3 separate regions of the Homo sapiens genome follow, and regions 2 and 3 are each linked to region 1. A link is a loop called in an ENCODE intact Hi-C map of the cell type or tissue named here. Cell type or tissue: B cell. All regions are shown on one strand.

Region 1 (8,000 bases):
GGTAGTGTACCTAAGTAGAAGACCCTCCTTCAGTGTGTTTGACTTCTGTGATCACAAGCAGCCAGTCAAATGGGAGGTAGGAGACATTTCCCTTGTGGCTTATGGAATCAGTACTGTGCTTTTGCAGTACTGGTGCTGGGCTGATAACTGCAAAGAAGTAAGACTGTGAGTGATGAAAGGCTCAATCAGGGGTTTGATGATTCTGGAGGTGGTGGTCTGGGGAACAGACAGGGAAGGTGGCATGGAAGAGGTGGGGTCTGAGGAGGCCTAGAAGGATGGGTCAGATCTGGTTTAGGTGGAGGAGGGTTGATGGCTTCTCTTAACAGGATCCATCTTAACTTCTGAGAGATACAGATGGATAGCAGAATAGTAGGATGGGAATTGCTGTGGCACCTTTCTTGAATGGCACATCAAAGCCCAGACCTGTTCACTCAGGAGAGATCTTGGGATGGAGAACAGTGGTAGAATTGTTATTTGGTTTGTCTCTTAAAGATTCTTAAATTTTATGTGACACTTCAGCATTTAAACTTCATGCTGTCGAAATACCAACGTGAGAGGTCAGAGGAAAAGAAGATAAAGAGTGCAGGCACTCAGGCAGTTGACATGGGTAAAACTAAATATTTGGGCCTCACTAGAATCTTTCTATTGGTTTACTATCTCTTCAGAGAATAGTGTAAATGAGGAAGATATGCCTGAGTCCTGGGGTCTATTTTAACCTACCACTTATAGCTTGCTTTATTGACATTTCAGATCACCCAAGCCAGTGAACACATTCATGATGATCCTGAAGCTGATCGTGGGGGAAAATGTTTTATAAAACTAGGGGCATCCTTTGGGTGGATGAAACCGATGAAATCAGGATGAAACAAGCAGATTAATAAGGGTTGAGCATAGGCCATAAGAAATATTAAAAAACATATAAAACTGTCATCAATGATAAAATATTCTCCGCTACTAACAAGTTACTGAAATATATCAAACGTTCTTCTGATCCTTGGCTGGTTCTCTTTGAGGAATGAGTCGCTGCAGTTAGTTTCTGCCACCTCGGGATGGAGACCAGTGGGCTCCGGGCAGAGCACTGAGGAGGCACTTGCTAAATGTTCACTGAATGAAAAGCGAGTAAAGCTGGAGACTGTTGTGGCCATGCATTGTCCATGAACACCAGGCAAAAGTTATAAATTAATTTGATTGTAAATTAATTTGATATTATAAAAGGAAAACTAAAACCATTCTGTAACCAGAGTAGTGGAAATACACGAAAATAGATGACTCCGTCATACCATCGATCCTGTACTAGAACAGAATTTGCAATACCATTTAGAATACTTCTGGAACTCTGTCCCAGTAAGAGCAATAGAAGATGAGCTTTTATCACAACAAAGTGCTCTGAGCTGTATAGTTTTCTTGACTTGTTTTTTTTTTTTTTTTTTTTTTTTTTGAGACAGAGTCTTGCTCTATTGCCAGGCCTGGAGTGCAGTGGCACAATCTCAGCTCACTGCAACCTCTGCCTCCTGGGTTCAAGCAATTTTCCTGTCTCAGCCTCCTGAGTAGCTGGGATTACAGGTGTGCACCACCACGCCCAACTATTTTTTGTATTTTTAGTAGAGACGGGGTTTTACCATGTTGGCCAGGCTGGTCTCGAACTTCTGACCTCAGGTGATCTGCCTGCCTCAGCCTCCCAAAGTGCTGGGATTTCAGGGGTGAGCCACCATGCCTGACCCTTCTTGACATTTTCAGTTTATCTTATTTGACCCTTGCAACTGTGTTCAGTGAGATATTTAGAGCAGCTGTTACTTGGATAGGAAAACAAAGAGCTGAAAAGGTTAAATTACATGCCCAAAGTTATGTCAATAATGACATAACTCAGACTCTGTGCTGTTTCCAGTAACCTCTATCAGGTCCCCTCTTATGGAATCCAGTAATGATGTGGACTTTACTGAGTAAACCCCTAGCACTGCAAACCATTGAGTGTGGATTCAGTGGTGCTACAGACTGAATGTTGTGTCCTACCCAAAATCCATATGTTGAAATCCTAATCCCCACTGTGATGGTATGTGGAGACGGGGCCTTTGGGAGGTAACTGGGCCATGAGGGTGGAGCCCTCATGCTGGGATTACTACCCTTATTAAAAAGGAACAGGAAAGAGCTGCTTCTTCCCCCACCCCACCCCCGTTCTCTCTGGCTCTTTTTCTGTCTGTCTCTGTCCTCTGCCACGTGAGGATACAGTGAGACAACAGCCATCTGCAAACCAGGAAGAGGGCCCTCACCAAACACCAGGTCTGCTGGCTTCTTGATCATGGACTTATCAGTGTCCAGAACTGTGAGAAATAAATGTTTCTTGTTTAAGCCACCCAGTGTATGGTATTCTTAAAATAGCCTCCTGAACTAAGAGACATGAAAACTAGAATTGGTCTGCCTATCAGTGGGATTATAAATGTGCAGTGTATTTTAAAGAGTTGATCTCCAAAGTACAGTACTTAGCACGTAATATGAAGTTAATAAATGTTTGCTAGATAAAGGAACGAATGCAGGCAGTATAGAATGAGAATGAAGTATCCAGATGAAGCCTTAAGTTTGGCTGAAAGCACTTGTCTGAACATTTAAAGACCTTTTCATCATCAATGAGGATTATTTTAATTCCCTTTTATAGGATTGTGTTCAGAGTGTTCCTCCCCAAAATGTTTTTTGAATACCAAATGAATGTAAAAAGGAATAGGGTTATAATGTTCTGTTTCTCATGTGGAACTCCCTTGTTCATGGCAGTTCAAATAGACTAATATTAGCTAATATTTATATACATCCTACTGTGTGGCAGGCACTTTACCAAGGGTTTTGCATATATTATCTCAATCCTAGAAACATGCAGAATAGGTTTTCCTGTGAAGCTGGGGGTCAAGCAGAAGCTAGTCTGACTTAGACGCTCATATTCTTCCTCGTACACTGCAGTGGTTGCTGAGCCACTGTCAGGATAACACAAGAGCACAGCGGCTGGAGAAGGCAGGCTGGCAGCTGGCATTTCTTCGGTATTACTACCACCTACTGGATGTTCAGAAAATAACAGTATGCATGTGGCAGAAAGCATTCTGATAGGAATAAAAATGAAAGTGAATTTTAATTTCTTAAGATTTTCGGCCAGGCGCGGTGGCTCACGCCTGTAATCCTAGCAGTTTGGGAGGCCAAGGCGGGCAGATTGCCTGAGCTCAGGAGTTCGAGACCAATCTGGGCAACATGGCAAAACCCCATCACTACTAAAATACAGAAAATTAGCTGGGCATGGTGGTGCATGCCTGTATTCCCAGCAACTCCGAAGGCTGAGGCACGAAAATCACTTGAGCCTGGGAGGCAGAGGTTGCAGTGAGCTGAGATTGCACCACTGCACTCCAGCCTGAGCAATAGAGTGAGACCCTGTCTCAAACAAAAAAAGATTTTGACTGCTTAGTATCTGTAAAAGTCTCCTTCTAGTGCATATAGCAAAAATGAAGATGTAATCTTTGATCATGTTGTTCAGTATTGAAACCTGGGAGGAGGATATAGTGAAAGGAGGGAGTACGGCAGACAGTTTGTTACGGCAAGTTCATTCAGCCAGCATACAGGTCCTGGTGGCCTTCTCTGTGCCAGTCACTGTGGTGGTTGGCTTGAGTAGTTGGCAGACAGGAAGGGATGTCAGTGCTTATTTGGGCCCTGTTATGAGACATTGGATTTACTCTGTCCTGTAGCCTGACAGTCCTGGGCCACGGTCACGTAGGGAAGCTGTGGAATCATGGTGGAGTGTCCAGACAGGGAGCATACCTCAAAGTCAGTGCCTAACTATGGCTAGGTCAGAACTCCCATCTTCCTACATCAAGGACAGCCCCCTTCCTAATGTGTCACAAGGTCTTTCTAGGGACTTGTGGGGGAGTGTGTGGGCAGCATTTTTCCTCCCCTCAGTACTTCAGTGCATGAGACCTAGATTTAAGCTAAATATTGACTAAATTTTGAAGAGGAGGTGTCACAAAAATGCATTTAGAAAGGAATGTGCAGAAAGGGCTGTTCTTCCTTGAGAGAGGGGGGTGTGTGTGTGCATGGACATGGTGGGCAATGCTGTTTGTGTGTAATATTCAGGTCGGCTTTACTGGCCTACAGAGATACCTGCTTTTCTTCTACTTCCCCTTCTCAGTTTCTAACATCAGTGAGTCATTTTGATGTTTACTTTATGAGGCCTCTTTAAGTGGTAAAATACAGTGATTTTGTTTAGTCTCACTTGGATAATTGAATATGCATTTCTGTAACATCAGAGAAAAACTATATTTAACTATTAAGTCAACACAGACCCTGAATTATGATGAAGTAGCACACTTGCAATGGCAAAAAGCCAAGTTGACACCAAGAAGTGTCATAGTTTTGTGGTCATTGATTTGATTTCTCAAAGATTATGCCATGTTCAGTTATGTCTTTTCTACACTTTGTACCAAGCCTTTTGTGAGTGCTAAACATCTTTGAATTATCTGTGATGAGGTATTGCTCACTGGGCAGGTATTAGTTTATGAGGATGGTGAAAAGACCAAAGGAAAGGACTCACTCACAATTCTGTCCAACAATAAATAGAGTTGACTGAGATGGCAGTGTTTTTTTCCAGCTGAAGTTGCTACCTGGCTGGGTGTGGTGGCTCACGTCTGTAAGCCTAGCACTTTGGGAGGCTGAGGCAGGTGGATCACTTGAGGTCAGAAGTTCGAGACCAGCCTGGCCAACATAGTGAAACCCCATCTCAACTAAATATACAAAAATTAGCTGGGTGTGGTGACACGCACCTGTAGTTTCATCTACTCGGGAGGCTGAGGAAGGAGAATCTCTTGAACCTGGGAGGTAGAGGTTGCAGTGAGCTGAGATCACACCACTGCAGCCTGGCCAACATAGTGAAACCCCGTCTCAATGAAATACACAAAAATTAGCTGGGTGTGGTGACACGCACCTGTAGTTTCAGCTACTCGGGAGGCTGAGGAAGGAGAATCTCTTGAGCCTGGGAGGTGGAGGTTGCAGTGAGCTGAGATCACACCACTGCACTCTTAACCTGGGTGGCAGAGCGAGACTCTGTCTCAAAATGAAAAATGAAATTAAATTAAATAAAATAAAAAAATAAAAGTAAAATGTAAAATAAAATAATAAAATAAAGTTGCTATCAACCTTATTTTAACCCTAACATCCTACAATTCAAGACCTGGGGCAGTATTATCCATAGAGTCTGGCAGTAGTGGAAGCTCTGCATGGTTACAGACTTTATCATAATGTCCTCACCTCTGGCCCTGAACTAGCCAGCAACCTCAAAGTGCCAGAGGGTTCCTGCCAAATACGTTTCCCTCCTGGCTTGTCAGAATGCCTGAAAATCCTGTCCTAGACTTCTTAGAGACACAAACATTTTAAACTTAGCCCAGGTATTACTATAATTTGAAAATAGTAACATATGAGCTAATTTGTCCATTAACAAAGACGATTTTATTTTATCAGTCCCATGCTTTGGAGAGGAGGATCCTGAAGGAAACTAAAAGCAGGCCTCGGGAGGCAAAAGCCAAGATAGGGTTTAGGTTAAGTCAGAAGTGAAAAAGGATGATTTAACCGGGGACATGAAGCATAAAGAAAGTAGGTATAGATAGTCTTTTTACCTCCCACAGGCTCAGAGTTTTGCCTTAGTTGGGGCTGGAGAGGCTGAGATCCCAGGCTGATAAATTTGACATAGAGGTTTTCCTGAGTAGACTCAGTACTAGGTAATCATAACTTATGGCTCTGGTTATTGTTACCTCAGTGATAGATTGAGCTTAATGGAGGGTAGGGTTCAGTAGGATGTTGCAAGGCAGCTACCATGTGCCTTTAACTCCCACCGCAAACCAAATAGCAAAGCCATCTGAAGCCCGCAATTTGCTGGAAGGGCAGAAGCAAAAATAAAGAACCAGATTCAAATGAACTTCTGTAACTACCATCAGGATATCCTCAAGGGCTCTAGCTTTAGAGGGTCATCTGTCCCATTGATGCTGGAAAACATAACCTGAGCCTCTTTCTTGTGTCACTAGAAGATATCAGTCTTTGTTGGGTCCCAGCAACACCTACCTAGGGAGTGTTTACACACACACACAAATCCAGCCATACTGTTCCCTGTCAGCTCTCCTGTGGGCAGCTGCCCAGGCTTCCCTGCTGTGGTTGTAGCCTCGTTTCTAGGCTTCCTCTCCACCCCAGGCCTGCTTAACACCAGGCATGGATGCAGTCCCTTCCGTTAGCCTTCCAAACACAGCTGATACTAGAAGGCACAGTTTAACAATACTTTACCATATACTTGAAGATACCACTGGGGCCTTATGGGACACAAATGAACTTTAAAACCAGGCACCCCTGCTCCTGGAGTCCAGTGGCTGTACTTCTTTGCAAAAGTGCCCCTCCTTAAGCCCAGAATTCTCCACCAGTTGGCCTAAGCCAGATAAAGTGAAAACCAGTTCTCATCCTCTAACAGTCTCTGCAGAGCTTCACTACGCACTTGGTGAAGACTGGGTCAGCATCTGAGTCTGAAGCCTGTGCATGTGGATTACTCCCTGCTTTCAGGACTTCCCTGACCTGAAAGAGTGAGTAAGCATTTACCTTAGATCTGCTTAACCAAAACAAACTGTGTTTCCTAGAACAATGGGAGGATCTTCCCAATGGAAAAAGAAAATCCAGGAAACACAGGAATAAAAAGAATGCTTCTGATTCCCCAAATGTTGGCTTTAATTTTGTTTTCTCATGTCTGTTGCAGTGGGTACCTGGAATTCGATTTTGTCCTTTTTTACTCACCTTACCACTTTTTCCATCCGAGAATGCTTGATTTGGATAATCAGAGTAAGTCAGTCAAAATGTTCAAATTGGGTATAAAGTCTCTCAGGTGAATATCAGCCCTTACAATCTGAAATGTTATCAAGTCAAGCTACACTGCATGTTTGCCATCTCACTTTTCATTACACTTGATTTGTCCTTGTATTTGACAAAGAAGCAGAACAAAGTTTTCACCAACCAACCACATGACAGCATTAACCACCAGAGGATTTTGAACCTAAGCCTGGTGGAAATTCAGAAGCAAGGAAAATCGTGTAAGGCAATGAGGCTCCTTAGAGAAACTTCAAAGATCTTGTTAATAGGTCAGCTCAACTAACTGTAAATGACCTGAATTCAGGACTAAGATTTCCATAAATATAGTGATCAATGTTGATTTTAATTACATTACCTTTAACACTTGTTAGAAGGAAAGCAAAGAATCTCATTTTCATGTATAATTACTTTTCATAGATCTGATATGCTTTTTACTTAGCTTGGAGCAATGGGTCATTTTTTAAAGGACTACATTATTAGCTTTGATCTAATTTGCCTGGGCTGAGTTTAAAATGTTTGTGTTTCTGAGAAGTCTAAGACAGGATTTTCAGGCATGAGATGGCTCTGTGCTTTCCATTTTGGTACTTGGATGTGAAATTTTTTACCTCTTATTCCCAAGAAGCTGTCATGTATAATAGGGTGGTGCATTGTGAATTTCATGATGTATTCATTGGTCCACTACATTAAAACATAAAAACTGAATCTGAATTGTAGGAGTGGGGTCATATTATAAATTCATAAAAATTAAATTATTTTTATCAATCAAATAATGAATATTTAATATAATACTGGGCATTGGTGGTAAAACAGAAATTTTAAAAGCCATCATTGCTTAAAACCTGTAAGTGGGGTCATAAGGCTAATAAAAAGGAAACAAGACAAATATGTGTTAAATGAATTAAGAATTAGGATAAAGGAGAGATTACTGTGGTCTTAACATCAGCAAGAAGACTTCTTAGTGGGAGGTGATACTTAAAAAGTTTGGGGGGACTCCTAGGAAAAGATGGTGGATTAACCACATTTTTTCTTCTTACCTTTCCTCAGATTCTAGTAAAATAATAGTAAAGAATTACAAATGAATAAATCATAAACAGCAAAAAGAAGGGGAACTGCATTAGGAAACAAAAACTATTAAT
Region 2 (8,000 bases), 130 kb before region 1:
CTTACCCCAGGTAAATACTGGGGCTGCATGCAGCGCCTGGCCTCCTGTCCAGACTCCTGGGTGCCTAGAGTGCCAGGGGCTGACAAAGAAGAAGTGGAGGCAGTGACCGCACTGGCGTCCCTCTCTGTGGGCATCCTGGCTGAAGATAGGTAATGCCAGACCCCTGGCCCTGGGCCCACAGCCTCTCCACCGCTTCATTCCTCCCTGCTTGAAGACCCCGGGTCCGCTATGCAGCCACCCCAACCCTCCCAGGCTTCCTGACCAGGGTTGAGAGGAAGCTTAGCTAAGGCCCTTGCTGCAGCCCTGGTGCTCCAGCATCCCACCCTTGTCCCTCCCCACAGGCCCTCGGAGCAGCTGGTGGAGGAGGAAGAACCTATGAATCTCTAAGGCTCTGGAACCATCTGCCCGCCCACCATGCCCTTGGGACCTGGTTCTCTTCTAACCCCTGGCAATAGCCCCCATTCCTGGGTCTTTAGAGATCCTGTGGGCAAGTAGTTGGAACCAGAGAACAGCCTGCCTGCTTTGACAGTTATCCCAGGGAGCGTGAGAAAATCCCTGGGTCTAGAATGGGAACTGGAGAGGACCCTGAGAGGAGACGGGCTGGGCGGCGACCCCCACAGGGCTCTCGAGAACAGATTCTCCCCTCCAGTATGGGCCCTGGCTGTGGCCCCCATTCCTCAGGACTGCACAGAGGAGGACTGGCTCCGGCTCCGTCGGGCTCACCCTTAACCACTATTCCTGGCTCTGCAAACCCCAGACTTTGCACACAGCCTCAGGCTCCACACAGAAATGTGAACTTGGCCTCAGACAGGCTGGCCCTTCCTAGGCTCTAGGGGCTAGGGGGGAGTGGGGAGCCAAGAGGTCCCATATTCCTGAGTGCAGGGGTAGTCCCTCTCACCTGCTTCCTCAGACGACTCTGGAAGCTTCCCTCTACCACTGGGCACTGAGACGAAGCTCCCTGACAGCCGAGACTGGCAGCCCTCCATCTGGTCCGTACCCTCGCCAGAGGCCCCCCTACATCAACCTCCTGGCGATGCCCTGGTGGAGCAGATGGGTGCTCTGGGAGTCCTGTGCTTCCTGATCCAATGGTGCCAAACCCTTCATCTCCCCAAGAAGCGCAGCATACCCCTGGGACCCCTCGGCCACTGCCCACTCGGGGAGCCTTCTCTGTTTCTGGGGCCTCCCCCACCATAGCTCTGATTCCCACCCCACATAGGAGTAGCCTGACTGAGGGGGAAGGGGTGGGAGAGAAGATACAGACATGGAGGAGGGGAGGCTGCTCTGGCAAAGTCTTCAAGGCTTTTGGGGGTCCAGGCCTGGGGTCAAGAAGGAAAATGTGTGTGAGCATGTGTGTGAGTGAGGCGTGTGTGTGAGCGTGTGTGTGAGTGAGGCGTGTGTGTGTGTCTTTCCTAGGACCCACCATACCCTGTGTATGTATGCATGTTTTTGTAAAAAGGAAGAAAATGGAAAAAAATCTGAACAATAAATGTTTTATTTGCTTTAAAAGTGCCTCTGAAAGGGCCCCCCAGAAGTGAGCAGTGCGCCGTCAAGCGGGTGTGCAGGGCACACAGCTGCACGGCACAGTGTGGGTCTGAGTCACTGCCGGAGGAGGGACCAGGGTGGTCTGGGCCGCAGCCCCTTTAACAATCTGCCCTTCCTGCCCTGCAGGAAGAACCCATTCTGAACACACCCTGGCTGTCCCTGGCTGCCCCACTTTGGGGTGACAAAGAGGAGGCAGCCCTGGGCTGAGTCCACAGAGACCAGCCCTGATATGGCAGGAGTGGGGGTGGGGTGGGGGAGTGGGAATACAGGAGCTCAGCCCCAGCTCACCACGGCATCCCCGAAGAGTTGTGACTCAGACACACCTGGGTTTAAGTCCCAGCTGGGAGCTCAGGTAAGTCAAATCGTCTTCTGGGGCCTCTGTTTATCAGTAGAAGGCTCCAGAAGTATACACTGTTGATGGCTCCTTCCCGCTCTGATGCACCATGCCTGATTAAGCATACACTGAGCCTAGAAGAGAGAAGGGGTGAGGCACAGGCCTGGACAAGCTCACCCAGCCTAAGCAGAGAGGAAGGCGCCAGGCTGGCAGCACCTGCCTTTGTGGTTCTGAGTCTGTCCGGTTTTTCCAGCAGGAAGAGGAGCACCTCATTACCTTAGACCTGGCCCAAGCTCCTGGCAGCCTGGCAGAGTGTGAGGGAAGAGGCGCTAATCCCTTTCCCATCTGGCCTGGCCTCTCGGGTGTGGACACCAAATCCCGCAGGGGTTGCTGTAGCTATGCCCGTGGGCATCCTTGCCCTGGCTGGGGTGTGCTAGAGAGAGGAAAGCTGGAGGAGGAGAGCTGAGCTGGTGGTTACCCCATGCCAGGAGGGCCAAGGCAAGAGGGCCTGCAGCCCCAGAGATACTGACTCTGTCCCCTGCCCTCCAGGGCACAACTGAACTAGCGGAATGGCTTAATCAGATAGCTCGAGAACTGCCACTACCACTCCCTCCCTGCCCACTCCTCCCAAAGTCCACCTGTTCCCGCAAGAGTCCCACCTCACAAGCAACCACCAGAGGCTGATACAAATGGCCGCTGTATTTTTGCTAAAGTGACAGTGACACAGATAAGGCAAAGAGCTGAGGGGCAGGACACATCAGATGGGAAGGGGGAGACCGTGCAAAATGGCAGTCTAACAGAAAATCATCCTTGTACCAACAGCCCCTTCCCTCCCAAGTTAGGTGAGCCCTTGGGCCAGTGTATGGGCAGAAAAGCAGATTTGTGTCCTTCAGAAGGGAAATGTAAAAAGGTGAAAGCTCTAGTTGAAGGGCAGTGAGAGGGGCTGGAGTGGGAGAGAAGGTCTCTCCTGGCCGGTGGTCTGGGTGCAGCAAGGGCACTCTGAGAAGGCAGAATGGAAACGCAGGGCTGGAGGGGCATGGGTACAGGTTTGGGGGCTCTTTCCAGCCTCTACTATGTTGCCCCCTTCCCCAAAGCCCTTACAGGGGCAGAAGCACATTCCCCGTGACCCTGAGTCTGGCCTCATTTGGGAAGTCTTCTGGGGTGTATGGATGCCTGTGTGTGTGAGTGAGATGGGTGGGGGGCCACGGCTATCTGGCTCTAGCACACTCATGGGAGACCAGCTCTGGGAACAACAGGATGGGGTGCTGGGATGGGGGTTTAAGAGGTCTCTGCTAGATATTTCTGAACTGACCTCCCCAGGTGCCCAACCTGGCCTTGGGAAGAGAGTGCCTAGGGCAGCGGGGATGGAAACCCTTGCCTGCAGCATAGGTCCAGGCCTCATGGCCCTACACCTTGACCTCTTGACTTTGTTGCCCTGGCCTTAAGTACAAAGATTCCTCACTGCGTGCTAAGAAAACAGATCCAGGCCGGGCACGGTGGCTCACACCTATAATCCCAGCACTTTGGAAGGCTGAGGCGGGTGAATCACCTGAGATCAGGAGTTCGAGACCAGCCTGGCCAACATGGCAAAACCCTGTCTCTACTAAAAACACAAAAATTTGCCGGGCATGGTGGCAGATGCCTGTAATCCCAGCTACTTGAGAGGCCAAGGCAGGAGAATTGCTTGAACCTGGGAGGCGGAGGTTGCAGTGAGCTGAGATCGCACTACTGCACTCCAGCCTGGGTGACAGAGTAAGACTCCATCTCAAAAAAAAAAAAAAAAGAAAAAAAAAAGAAAGAAAAGAAAACAGATTCATTTGAAAAGGTCTAAAGCTGCCCTCTGGCCAGGCTGATGAGGAGCAACATGGCAGGATCCCCTCTCTACCACACTCAGGTTTCCTCGAAAGGGGACGGGCAGGACAGCTTCCTGGGAGACCACACTCGTCCTGCTGTGTATTTTCTGCCACAGTTCTGGGGTCACCAGGGGGTGGGAGTAGCCTCTCCCAACATCTCAGAGGCTGAGTCCAGGTCCTAAGGCCCCCCCAGGGTGCAGAGACCTCACCCCCTGGGTCAGAAATCGCTGAGGATGCTGATGTCAGCAAAGTCAGCCCGGTAGCGGTGGGCATAGAGGCTGAGCAGGAAGGCCCACTTGAAGGAAATGAAGCTCCAGACGCTGGAGAGGTAGTAGCTGGTGGGGTCTGTGAGGCCTGCAGGGAGAGAAGTACCGACAGTGACTTTGGCAGGCCCTGCCCTCGGCCTCTGCACCGGCCACAAGGCCAGGGCCACCCTCCCCACTCAACATCCCTGCAACGTCCTGGCAGCTGAACCAACCCTTCAGAAAGACACTGTGATGGAGGTTTTAGAGCCATGGTCCCCAACCTTTTTGGCACCAGGGACTGGTTTTGTGGAAGACAATTTTTCCACAAAAACCTTGGGATGGTTTGGGGATGAAACTGTTCCACCTCAGATCGTCAAACATTAGATCATCAGGGGCACGCAACCCTCGCATGCGCCTCACAACAGGGTTTGCGCTTCTAATGCCCGCCGCTGACCTGACAGGAGGCAGAGCTCAGGCGGTAAGGCTCGCTTGCCCCTCACCTGCTGTGTGGCCTGGTTCCTAACAGGCCACGGACCACTACTGTTCCACAGCCTGGAACAGTAGAACGGAGCTGGGGACCGTTTTAGAGTATTCCAGGGTTTTCAGGCAGGAGGCCGTGGGGATTAGGGAAGGGCAGGGCTGGCCAATCACAGGTCTGTATCATCCACTCCGCTTTTGTGACAAATACCCTAGGCCACCTCCAACCTGCTTTAGTTAGCATCAGACTCCCGGAAGAAGGACCTCTGGTTATTTCCAGCCACAGCCACCAGAGGGCGCTCCCATCCCAGAGCTGAGCACAGACTAATGGGTCCCAATATCAGGAGTGCTTGTATGGGCTATGCACTGCTCAAGACTTCACATCAGTTTCATAGAATCCACCCAACTTGCGAGGTGGGGACTTGTTTTCTCCACATGAACCATAACAAAACCCGTGTCCGGGGAGGTTAAGTAATTCACCCAGTCTCTTTGGAGGTAACCTGTGGAACCAGGATGGGAATGCTGCTAAAATCCCCGCTGCTGTCCCTCCCATGCCCTCTTTCCCTGGGACCCGCCCTCACTCTGATGCCGGGTGATGGCCAGCACGAGGAAGGTGCAGAAGGCAGCGATGGAGACGGCCGAGAAGAGGACGCCCACGAAGAAGAAGCCGCGCAGCCCCTTGAGCCAGGTCCTCCAATAATCTTGCATGTACATCACGTGCGTCACCAGGACCCACAGTGCCAGCACCCCTGCAGGAGAGACACATCAGGGCCCATCCCCAGGGTGCTCCAGAGCCCTGCAGATCCACTAGACCAGGCCTATTTGCATAAGAATACCAAGAATATGGTCTTGTCTCTCATTCCCTCATAGAATGGAGTTTTCCTTTTCGGAGGCTGTGATATCAGAAGCAGGTAAGAGACTGAGCTGCCTGCTAGTAAGCCCAACATTAGAGAAACCTGCAGAAATACAAAACCCTACCATTCTCTCTGATTTTATTTTGTTTTGGAAAACATGAATATCTCTCACAAAAATGTTATGTTAATTCATGTTATTTTTAGTATTACTTTAAAATGCTAAAAAATGTTCTAACTTCTAATATAGTATATATCAATAGCTAAAACTCACATACATAAAATTTGCATGGAGTTTCACTACTTTTCAAGAGGATAAAAGGATCCTGAAAACCAGAAAGTCTGTGCCTCAGCAGCCCAGCCTGCTTTCTGGGGACTTGCCACTGTCTACCCTGAGGGCCACAGAGCAGGGAAGCCATGCTCCTGCCCCATGCTCCTCCTCCACCCAGCCCTCAGAGGCCACAGTCTCAAAGTCACAAGGCCTGCAGGGCTCTTCCCAAACTGCCTGAGTTGGTTTTGCAGGATGAGGAGGTCCAGCCATGAAGACTCCAGGGCCACCCAACCCCTGAGTGGCCTTATTGTTCTTGGCCAGACCTCATGCCACTCCCTCCATTTTGCGGCAAAGGGCAGGCCATCACCACCTGCACCGCTCCCCACCCCCACTGCCCCCAGCTTTTCCTGGGCCTGGCCTCTGCGCCTGGGTGGACACTTCCTCTAGGATGCCAGCTGCCACCCAGCCAATACAATACAAAACAACCCTCTGTGCCAGGCAGTGCCTGCTGGTGCAGCCCAAAGAGTGGAACAAATATCAACTCCATTGGCAAGGGTCCGGGCAGGGCGGTGGATCCCGGCAAGGGACAAATGAGGAAGGAGGCAGAGCCAGCTGCAGGCTCTCAGCTGGTTGGGTTGCAAGGTGTGGGCCACTCAGGCCGCTGCATCCTAGGAGTCAGGAGGCCTTTCCAAAAGGCAGCTGCACACATGCCACTCAGAGTAGTTACCAAATGTGCACAGGAAGGATAAGCATCTGGTTGGGGAAAGTGGTTATCTCTGGCAATGGAGACAAGGAAGGGAAGTTGATGGGGCGGTGGGGGTGGGGAAGTGCTTTGAATCTATGGGAATCTATGCTATTTTGTTTCTTAGGCTGGGTGGGAAATCTATGCTATTTTATCTACGCTGTTTTCTCAGGCTGGGTTATAAGGGTGTTTGTTAAATCATCTATCCTTTTTTGTGTGCCTAAAATATTTCATAATTTGTTTAAGGGGGAAAAAGGCAGGAGGAAGCTTGTCACTGTGGAGCTATGCTCTGGTTACCAGCTCAGAGGCTGTCCCAGTTTGGCTGTCCCCAGACAGTCCAGTGAGGAACAAAAACCCATGAGACTCCAAGCCAAGAAACCAGGAGCCTGGCACTGCTGTGTCCCAAAGCCTTGGTGTTTCCACATCTAAAAATGGGTGGGCCCAGGGGTCCTGCCAGTTTAGGTAACTGGGCCCAGGGTTCTACCCTAGTGAGGGTGAAGGCCTACCAAGCCTACAGCTTCCCTCAGCCCCTGCCACCGTTTGACCCCCTGAACACTCTCCCAGCTTTGCCCCTGCCCACCTCCACTCTTCCTCAGGGGGTGGGGGCCTGGAATGTGGGTCCCCCTCCTACTGAGATCAGGGTGGGCCAGGACAAGCATCTGTTCCTCCCCACCTAGTCTGGATGCTGGAGTGGGCCAGAGGTGGACAGGACAATCATCCTGCAGCTTCCTCTTACCTCCTACAAGATCTGGATTTTTATACCAGCCACCTTTCACAGAAGTCCCTCCCACTCCTCACATGTGTCCCATGTTTTCATTTGAGGGAGCTGTTTGGTTTATAAAGGGCCCTGGGAACAAGGGGTGTTGTCACTGAGCACACTCAAGGAGCAGTCTGATGGGCACCTGTCTGGAACAGGTCCCCTCGCCCTCTGTCTCCTCGTGCCACAGAGGGGTTGGGGAAGTTGAGCTCTAAGATCCTTTCCCACTCAAAGATTCTAGAAGCCAGCTTGGGAGAAAAATAAGGTCAGAACAATTCCTCTGTGACTCAGCAGTTTCTGGGTTAGGAAATGCTGAAATAGGGGCCTGTGAAGATGCCATCTCTTAGTCCACTGGCCACGATCCAGTGGTTCCCCAAAACTCCCACCCCCATGTACATGCACATACCAAAGAGGGCTGAGGGCAGGAGGGAGAGGAAGACAGCCATTTGGGGGCGTTTTGGGCCCTGTTCTTTGTTAACAACAGGCATGGTTTACCCACCTCTCACCTTCCCTCAACCTTGCTCCAGGCCCTGCACAGAGGCCTCCCCTCCAGATAAACACACATCAAGTGTGGAGGCAGGCCTGCTGCCCACGCCCTGGCTCCCACCACCCTCCTGGGAAGGGAGCTCTCCACCAGCCCTACCCAAGGGGGTCACTGAAGGAGATGGAGCCCCTCACTGGTCCCCTCCCACACATCAGGCAGGAGGCAATGTATCTCCCTAATACCCTTCCCTGGCACACTTGGGGACTCTAGGAAGCCTGGTTTATAAAACTCGGGGTGGAATGGACAGGTCCCCAATCCCACCTGGCTGCAAGCCCACACCAGACCACACCGTTGCTCCATCCTACCTGTTTCAAGGAGCAGAGCCCCTGCTTAGCCATGTGAGCTTATTGGCTCACAGCCGATAAGCTAAGGGTAAGGAAGGCA
Region 3 (8,000 bases), 64 kb before region 1:
TTAAATCAGAGTTTTCATCACCGAAGTCAGAGTTTTCAATCCAGATGTGTCACCTGGGGAAATTATTTTCCTTTTTTATAAGTTTTCTATAATGTGTCTTCCATTGGAAACATCTTCCATTTTCTGTTTTCATCATCATTATTTGGTGCCTGTCCATTGGACCCCAGCCCCTGTTCAGAATTTGCTTCCAGTGCCCTTGCTTGTCCCCTGAGGCTGGGGAAACAGAGAACCAGAAACCAAGCAGCAGGGGAATTCTCAGGTTGTTGGTGACTTTATTTTTCTATCTACCTGCAGAGGACCACAAAGAGTCAGAGCCATTGCCACAGCTGGAGGAAGAGACAGAAGAGGCCCTCGCCAGCAGTGAGCCTGCCTCCCCAAAGGGGGGCCCTCAAGATAAAGCAGGAGGGACATGAGGGTGACAAGCAGGGGCGGCCATGGCAGTGGCACCAGGCCCAGGCCTCAGCCAGATGAGAGAGGCTTGTTGGATTCTGGGAACCTGGGCAGGAAGAAGCCTGGGGGGGCTCAGCCAGCCTGGGGGGCCATGGGAGGAGGGTAGCTAGGAAAGAGAGCCTGAGGCCTGGAGAGGGAAGTGGAAGAGATTTTATTTTTAGAATGAGAAGATTAGAAAAACAGCAGGCCAGAAAGTAAAGTTCGGCATCAGAAAGGACTTCCTGACTGTGAAGGGTGTGCACGAATTAGGTTTGTTTGTTTTCCTTCCCTGGAGATCTTTACTGGGCAGAGTGAAGACAGCCAGGCTAGGGAGCGACAGCCTGTGGGGCGTTCAGAGCGACCTCTAGAGGTCAGCCCGGGACACACCACCCCTCTCTTCTCAGACTTGTACTCGGCACCCACCTCCTGCCAGGGCCGCTGCTACGAAGCCTTTGACAAGCACCACCAATGTCACTGCAATGCCCGCTGCCAAGAGTTTGGGAACTGCTGCAAGGATTTTGAGAGCCTGTGTAGTGACCACGGTTAGTCTTCTGCTCCCTTAGCTAAGCTGCAGAGACAGAAGGACTTTAGAGCAGGTTCTCAACATGTGGTCCCTGGACCAGCAGCTTCAGCAATGTCTGAGAACTTGTTAGAAACACAAACTCTGGGGCTTCACTCCGGGCCTACTTAATTAGAAACTCTAGGGATGGGACTCACTGTCCTGTACTACCAGGGCCTCCAGGTGGTTCTGATGCATGCTCAAGCGTGAGACCCCTTCTAGGGGGAAGGGGCGGGGGACATTCTGTGGGCAATGCCGTGTGGTGATTTTACACGTCCTTTAGGCTCTGGGCCCCTGTCCACCACTAGGGTGTCCAACTGTGGCCCCCCTCCCTCCTTGCTGGCTTCTTGAAGGTGCCCAGGAGGGGAGGTACACAGATAATTTCCTGCCCGCCCCCCTTTCCCTCTGGCTCTGAGGCCACCCCTCTTCCAATTCCTCCCAGAGGTCTCCCACAGCAGTGATGCCATAACAAAAGAGGAGATTCAGAGCATCTCTGAGAAGATCTACAGGGCAGACACCAACAAAGCCCAGAAGGAAGACATCGTTCTCAATAGCCAAAACTGCATCTCCCCGTCAGAGACCAGAAACCAAGTGGATCGCTGCCCAAAGCCGTGAGTTCCCACAATTCCTCTTTCTACCCCCTAAATCTTGCCCCTATCCTTGCTTCTTTCGATGTCTCGACTTTTTATCCTCAAGTCAGGCACGATCAAAGGGAGAGCAGAAAAAAAATAGTTCTCCAGAGACAAAGCCATCTTGAGGGACTGTGGATATCCAGTTGGGAGGGTTTCTGTGATTGGCCAGGCTGAGGATAGAACAGCTCTTCCAAAACATGAGGTGGAAGAAAAGTGACCTGATGTGTGACTTTCAAGAGTACCCGAAGTGCCCCCTCGGCTCCTGAACCCAGCCCTCGCCTGTCTGCCCCTGGCCTGTCTAGAAGTCTCTGGAGGGGTCGCTGCCCTGTGTTTGGGGCTCTCAGTGGGGCTCCCCTCTGCCTCCCCCAGACTCTTCACTTATGTCAATGAGAAGCTGTTCTCCAAGCCCACCTATGCAGCCTTCATCAACCTCCTCAACAACTACCAGCGGGCAACAGGCCATGGGGAGCACTTCAGTGCCCAGGAGCTGGCCGAGCAGGACGCCTTCCTCAGAGAGATCATGAAGACAGCAGTCATGAAGGAGCTCTACAGCTTCCTCCATCACCAGAGTGAGTGAGCACCCCCAGGCCCCAGAGCGCATGAGTCTGTCTGAGCGAAGCCAGGTGGGCGGGGGAGGGGAAGGTTAGGAGGGCAGGTGAGGAGGCGGTGGGGACTCTGTGGAGGTCAGTGTACATCTGGGAGGGATGAGGGATGAGGCCAGGGGGAAGCCAAGGAGAGGTTAGGAACCCAACCAGGAGCTGGCACATCCTCTGGCTGGCTGGCTTGGATATCACCCCACCTTTGACTTCATGTTAACTGCCTCATGCACGCCCACCCTCTGCTACAGTCTCAGGGTTCTCTGCCAGGTGTGAGCCTCCCCTCACATCCCACCCCCACCCAGAGCACGTCTCAGCCACCTCCGCGATCCTGGAGTCAGCACCATGTTTCAGACAGGTAGAGTCGCTGACTCTACTCCCTCCTCCCGCAATAAAGTCCAGGAATCGGGTTGGCTGAGTCCACCTTTTGGCTGGGGAAACAACATCAGAGAATCAACAAAGGTTCAGAGCGGGAAGTCCTATCGGGAAGAGTTGTGGTTGGAAAGCCTCCAGGTAGAGACACATTTGAGTCAGACCAAAAAAGATTTTGGCCGCAGGACTTCTTGGCATGGAGTTGTGTTTGTTACTGTCCTGCAGATTCCTTTCCCAACTCCAGGCAGCTGGGCTTTGTCTCAGGGGTGGCTCTGTCCGGGTCTTCCCTCGTTGTCCCTGAGAGTGCCTTGGCTCAGAGCTGCTGCCTCCCTTAAGAGTTGGTGACACTGTTTTTAGGTAAAGTGACAGCGACACAAGAGTGACTCTATGAAGAAGTTGCAATCCTGTGCTGCCCCCTGGCGTTCTCTTCGTAGTAAATACACAAGAGAATCTTGGAGGTCTAGACTGAGCAAGGGCTTTTCAAATGAGAGAAACGGAGGCCAGACAGGCTAGACTTATCTGAGGCCACAAATGAGTTGGAAGCGGAGCTGGGGCTGGAACTCAGGGTTCCGATGCCAAGGCCAGGCTGTCCCGTTACTAACTCTCTCCTCACCTCTCTCCTTGTCCAAATCCCACTTATCCTTAAAGTTCTATGATAATTCATATCCCACCGCATTTGTGAAGGCTGCACCTGCCCCAGCTCACTCTGGCTTTCGGCACCTCTGCAGAGTTTGGAGTGTGGTCCACAATAGCCTTGGGCCAGAGAGACTTGGTTTAAATCTTGGCTCTGCCACTTGCTAGTGACTTGACCCTGGGCAATTTATTTGACCTCTCTGGGACTTCCCTTTGAAATGGGGTTTTTGAGGATGACTGCTTATAAAGCACCCAGTAGAAAGCCTGGCACTCAGTCCTTGCTCAGTAAGGGGAACTATTCAGTGTGTGAAACCATTCTCTGTTATTTTATGTAGTCTTGTTTTCCAAATGTGTTTTAAGTCCTGGAAAGGAAGGAATATGTCTGGTATCTCTTTTGTATTCACCATATAAAATTGTGGGCAGTAAACAGTCAATCTTTGATGGTTCCCTCATTGAAATCTCCAGCCCTGAACTTTCCCAAGGGCCTTCTCAACATCTTCCACTTAGCTATCTAACTGATATTCACACAGAACCTAGTGTAGAAATAATTTTTGGTTCCCATCAAAAATACCTGCTCCTCTCTGGGTCTTCCCCATTTCATAAATGGCGGGCATAACCCATCCGGTTGCTCAGGCCAAAAGCCTAGTAGTTAGATGTAATTGTTCTCTTTACCTCAAAGTTCCCTACTCCCATCTCCTCCATCAGTAATGTAATGTCCATCACTCCCACTTCAAAATATGTCCTGGGCCTACTGCTTCTCTCTCCTCCTCCGGAGTTAACACCACCATCTAAGCCCCATCAACTTCTTACGTAGACAAAGCATGAGCCTCAAGACTGGTCTCTCTGCTTCCACTCATACCACCCCATTGCCTTTTTAACATACACAGCCAGGGTGATCTTTTAAAAGGTCCTATCATACAATTCCCCTGCTTAAAATCCTTCAGTGGCTCTGCACTACCAAGAAGCTATAGAGTTGTTAAAGAGATTGGTCTCTGGAGCTAGACTGAGTGGACTCAAGTGCTGTCTCTACCTTTCATTAACTGTGATCTTGCATGAGTTTTATACTTTGTCCGTCTCAGTTTCTTCATTTCTAAGTTGGGGATAATTAGTACCAAGCTTATATGAAGATTCAACGTGAGGATTCAGTGTTACATTGAAAGCACTTAAAATGGCAGGCACTAGGTGGACAGAAAGCAATTAGTAAATCTAAAACATTTTTTGTTTTATTTCTATTTGCCTGAGACCTGACCTTCTTGCCATGGCTTGAAGGATCTGACCCTTGGCTGCTTCTCAAACCTCCTCTCCTACCACTCTCCCCTCCTGCTCCAGCCTCACTGACTTCTTTTAGTTCTTTGAGTAGCAAACTCAAGTCTGCCTGGAGCCTTTGCTCTTGCAGTTCCCTCTACATGGAGGAATCTTCCCCACAGATCTTTGTGTAGCAAGTTCCTTATCCTTCAGCTCTCTGATCAGTGCTACCTTTTCACAGAGGCCTTTCTGATGTTCCTTTCTAGAAGACCCCCCCCCCCCGCCAACTTATGTGCCAGCCCTTTCCCGTCATTACGGGCTACTTTGCTTCATAGCACTGATCTGAAATCATATTTCTTATTGTTTACTTATTATTTGACTCCTCCAGTGGAATGTAATATAGATAGAGACCGTGTCCTTGCTATTCCCAGCTGAATCCTCAGCCTTTAGATCTGGATTTGGCACAAAATAGGCATCCCATAGATAATCATTGAATTAACAGCCGAACACATTTGTTGATTGAACCCACATGTTTCTTGACGTGTGGGAGCAAGTAGCTCTTCAGGTCTCTGTTTAGCGCTCCCAGGACCTGGCCCTGCCTCCCCTCTCCAAAACCCTTTGTGTTCCTCTGCAGATCGCTATGGCTCAGAGCAAGAGTTTGTCGATGACTTGAAGAACATGTGGTTTGGGCTCTATTCAAGAGGCAATGAAGAGGGGGACTCGAGTGGCTTTGAACATGTCTTCTCAGGTGGGAGCACTTTTCTTGGAAAGAAAGAGTTGGAGGGATGAAGAGGAATGGCTTTGCTCAGGAGCAGGGCAGCCCTGGGTGTGGATTAATCAGCAGTCCAGCCAGCTAGTAGGGAGGGACCCACGCACTCTCCCCTGCCCATATGGCAGGGGGGCGGGGGGGTGTCTGAGGAGCCATTCTGAGAAACAGTCTTTTCTGGAGTACCTAAGGGGGAAAGAAGACCAGATGCTGGGGCTCCCAAGGGGGTACATCTAGGACAAGACATGTGTCTGGGAGCAAGTTTGCCTACCTCTGAACAGTCCTTTGCTTCCAGGGCCTGGCCAGCTGCTTCCCAAGAGGGCCATGGTCTGTTCCCCCCTATTCTACCCCATAAAACTCCCACCAAGCCTGGCTTGCTGCTGGAGTAATGGCTGAGAGAGGTCATCAGGATCACCAGAAGGAAGGATTCTCCCAAGGGCTTGAGCCAGAAGGGGGGCCTTCCTGAGGTGAGAGATAGGACTGTGAGAGACTCTGGGGACTCACAGCAAGGGGTCAAGCAGCTAGAAGTCAGAGACTGGAGAAGGGGGAAGCCTTGGCATGGGGTGGAGAAAGGGGATTGGAGGGGAGGGTGGGGAAGGAGCCCAGATTATCCATCTTGGACTCTTTATTATAGGTGAGGTAAAAAAAGGCAAGGTTACTGGCTTCCATAACTGGATCCGCTTCTACCTGGAGGAGAAGGAGGGTCTGGTTGACTATTACAGTCACATCTACGATGGGCCTGTGAGTACACGGACTAGAAAAGCCTTGTCAGAGCCCAGATATCCTGCTCTCACTCTGTGTTCCAAACTGTCGACTTGCCTCTCAGCCTGACTCTCAGGGGGCAGCCCCAGGTGATTGTGACTATCACGTCCTCACCTGCTAGACAGCCACTTTAGCCAGCCAGGACACTGGAATTCCCTTCCAAACAGTGAAGGCTCTAGAACTGCAGGGGACAGGAGGCAGGAGGCACCATATCGGGGTGGGAGCCTGGGGCCTGGGGAGGATTCTCAGAGGGAAGAACAAAGATATGTAATTACTCCCTGCCTCAGTTTCCTTAGAACGTGGCTGAAAGTTTCAGCCTGGCTAGTTTGAGCTAAACTTCATACACTTTATAAGACAGAAACCTTTGCTGCCCGGTACCAGGAAATAATTTGGGGGCAGTAAACGATCCTTCTCTTCCATGTGTGAGGGCCACTGGGAACAGTGATATCCTTGATATCCAGAGGTGGATCCTATGGATAGTGATTTTGGCCTTTCTGGTAGATGTGCACTGGCAGCTCCAGGCAGAGGGTCCGGGTGGGCTCAGACACCTTAGCAAGGCAGACTGCCTCTTCTATTTAAAGAATCCAGTCTCCCTGGAAGGTTCACACAGGCCCCTAATGGACCCTCAACAAATACTGTCTGACTGTTGCCATTGGGCACCCGTTCTACTCCACTCTGTGGCACTCACCAGACCCCCTTTTCTGCCCTTCCCTCCACAGTGGGATTCTTACCCCGATGTGCTGGCAATGCAGTTCAACTGGGACGGCTACTATAAGGAAGTGGGCTCTGCTTTCATCGGCAGCAGCCCTGAGTTTGAGTTTGCACTCTACTCCCTGTGCTTCATCGCCAGGCCAGGCAAAGTGTAAGAATGGGGCCAGCCAGGCCTGGGGGCAGACTGGGGCTGCAGGCTGTCCTCAGCCATCACAGAGTCAAGAGACCTGGACTCTGCCACAAAGAGGCTGAGAGGGCTTGGACAAATCTGTGCTTTGGGCCTCAGTTCTCTTGCTTGAACAATTAAGTTTTTGGATTGGTTTGGTGGCTGCCAAACTTCATCTTAGCAGCAAAATTATCTCCCCTCATTCCCCCAAAGTGAAATCTTACGCAGGACCTTAATATATGAAATAGAAATGGAGTTGTCCTAGAGCTCTCAGCCTCTTTATTTGTCCCCTGAGGCTACTTAGGGGAACCTAGAGCTCCAGAAAGTACCATTAGGAACCACTGGGCTTCAAGTTCTCTAACATTCGGACACGTTGAGTTCTTCCACTTCTGAAACCCTAAGCAAATGTTTAATTTCTAAGGATTTCACCTCCAGAATCTGGGATTTTGGAATATTGCTCTGGGAAAGATGAGGAACAGCATTCTTTAAGAAGACAAGAAATAAGGCAAAGATTTTGAAATGGCTCCTTGCACATGGGGAGCTGGAGGCAGCTGCTGAAGAAAGCAGTGCCAGCTCTGTCTTTAAGGCTGTTTAAGCAGAATGGAGCCCTTCTGCTTCAGTTGGGCTTGATCCTTCCAGCCCAGGGAGAGGCAGCGTGAAGTGGGGAGCTCCTCTGATTTCAGGCTCTTTCCCCACAGGTGCCAGTTAAGCCTGGGAGGATATCCCTTAGCTGTCCGGACATATACCTGGGACAAGTCCACCTATGGGAATGGCAAGAAGTACATCGCCACAGCCTACATAGTGTCTTCCACCTAATAGAACTTCGAGCCAGAAAGGGGCATGAGGGCTCTTGCGAGACTGAAGTGCTATCTTCTCTGGACTAGAGAGAAGAGGGAGAGGACTGGAAGGGATCACCAAATCTCAAAGCAATGAGAAGCATTCCTAAATCCCAAAGTGCCCACATGGGAAAGAGATAAAATGTACAAATTAGAAAAATGTGGATAAACAGTCAAACCTTTATCCTCTAGAATTTTGGCAATGTTGACTAAGAAACAGAGTCCAAGCAGAGAAGGTAGGAACCCTCCATAGCTCTCTGCCCTGATGTGTGGGGGAACTAGGAAGAAGTCCT

The links. A loop is a pair of places that touch in the nucleus more often than their neighbours do. Peaks named below come from ENCODE experiments on the same cell type or tissue, not always from the same donor. Only the 100,000 strongest peaks of a DNase experiment are listed, where the experiment ranks them.
Region 2: a loop joins it to region 1, with 20 times the contacts of the local background. A loop is called at or near these places in 37 of 110 quality-filtered maps.
Region 3: it touches region 1 in a loop (14-fold over the local background); 5 of 110 quality-filtered maps call a loop at or near these places.

The regions. Positions count from the first base shown.
Region 1 is chr12:47,646,858-47,654,857 of GRCh38, reverse strand. No RefSeq gene overlaps it. Among named protein-coding and RNA genes, the nearest start is that of RPAP3, 55 kb to the left of the region's middle. In B cell, CTCF peaks have their summits at 2,844 and 3,051 (motif pointing left); a DNase peak (open chromatin) is centred at 3,017; H3K27ac peaks cover 363 bases.
Region 2 is chr12:47,776,228-47,784,227 of GRCh38, reverse strand. SLC48A1 (solute carrier family 48 member 1) reads right to left here. Exons shown (of 3, transcript NM_017842.3): 2 at 5,033-5,200; 3 at 1,477-4,083. The coding sequence ends at 3,947. It overlaps HDAC7 (histone deacetylase 7), which reads left to right. Exons shown (of 26, transcript NM_015401.5): 25 at 11-149; 26 at 342-1,506. The coding sequence ends at 387. Among named protein-coding and RNA genes, the nearest start is that of SLC48A1, 7.0 kb to the right of the region's middle. RefSeq lists a silencer at 4,643-4,692. In B cell, CTCF peaks have their summits at 4,523 and 4,722 (motif pointing right); a DNase peak (open chromatin) is centred at 4,747.
Region 3 is chr12:47,710,489-47,718,488 of GRCh38, reverse strand. ENDOU (endonuclease, poly(U) specific) reads left to right here. Exons shown (of 10, transcript NM_001172439.2): 3 at 295-360; 4 at 834-971; 5 at 1,431-1,599; 6 at 1,990-2,189; 7 at 5,101-5,214; 8 at 5,867-5,973; 9 at 6,714-6,856; 10 at 7,570-8,000. The coding sequence ends at 7,687. The region is part of intron 1 of RPAP3-DT (RPAP3 divergent transcript); the gene reads right to left. Among named protein-coding and RNA genes, the nearest start is that of RPAP3-DT, 8.4 kb to the right of the region's middle. RefSeq lists enhancers at 244-293, 634-753. In B cell, CTCF peaks have their summits at 561 (motif pointing right), 762, 2,793 and 3,016 (motif pointing left); DNase peaks (open chromatin) are centred at 373, 798 and 2,998; H3K27ac peaks cover 803 bases.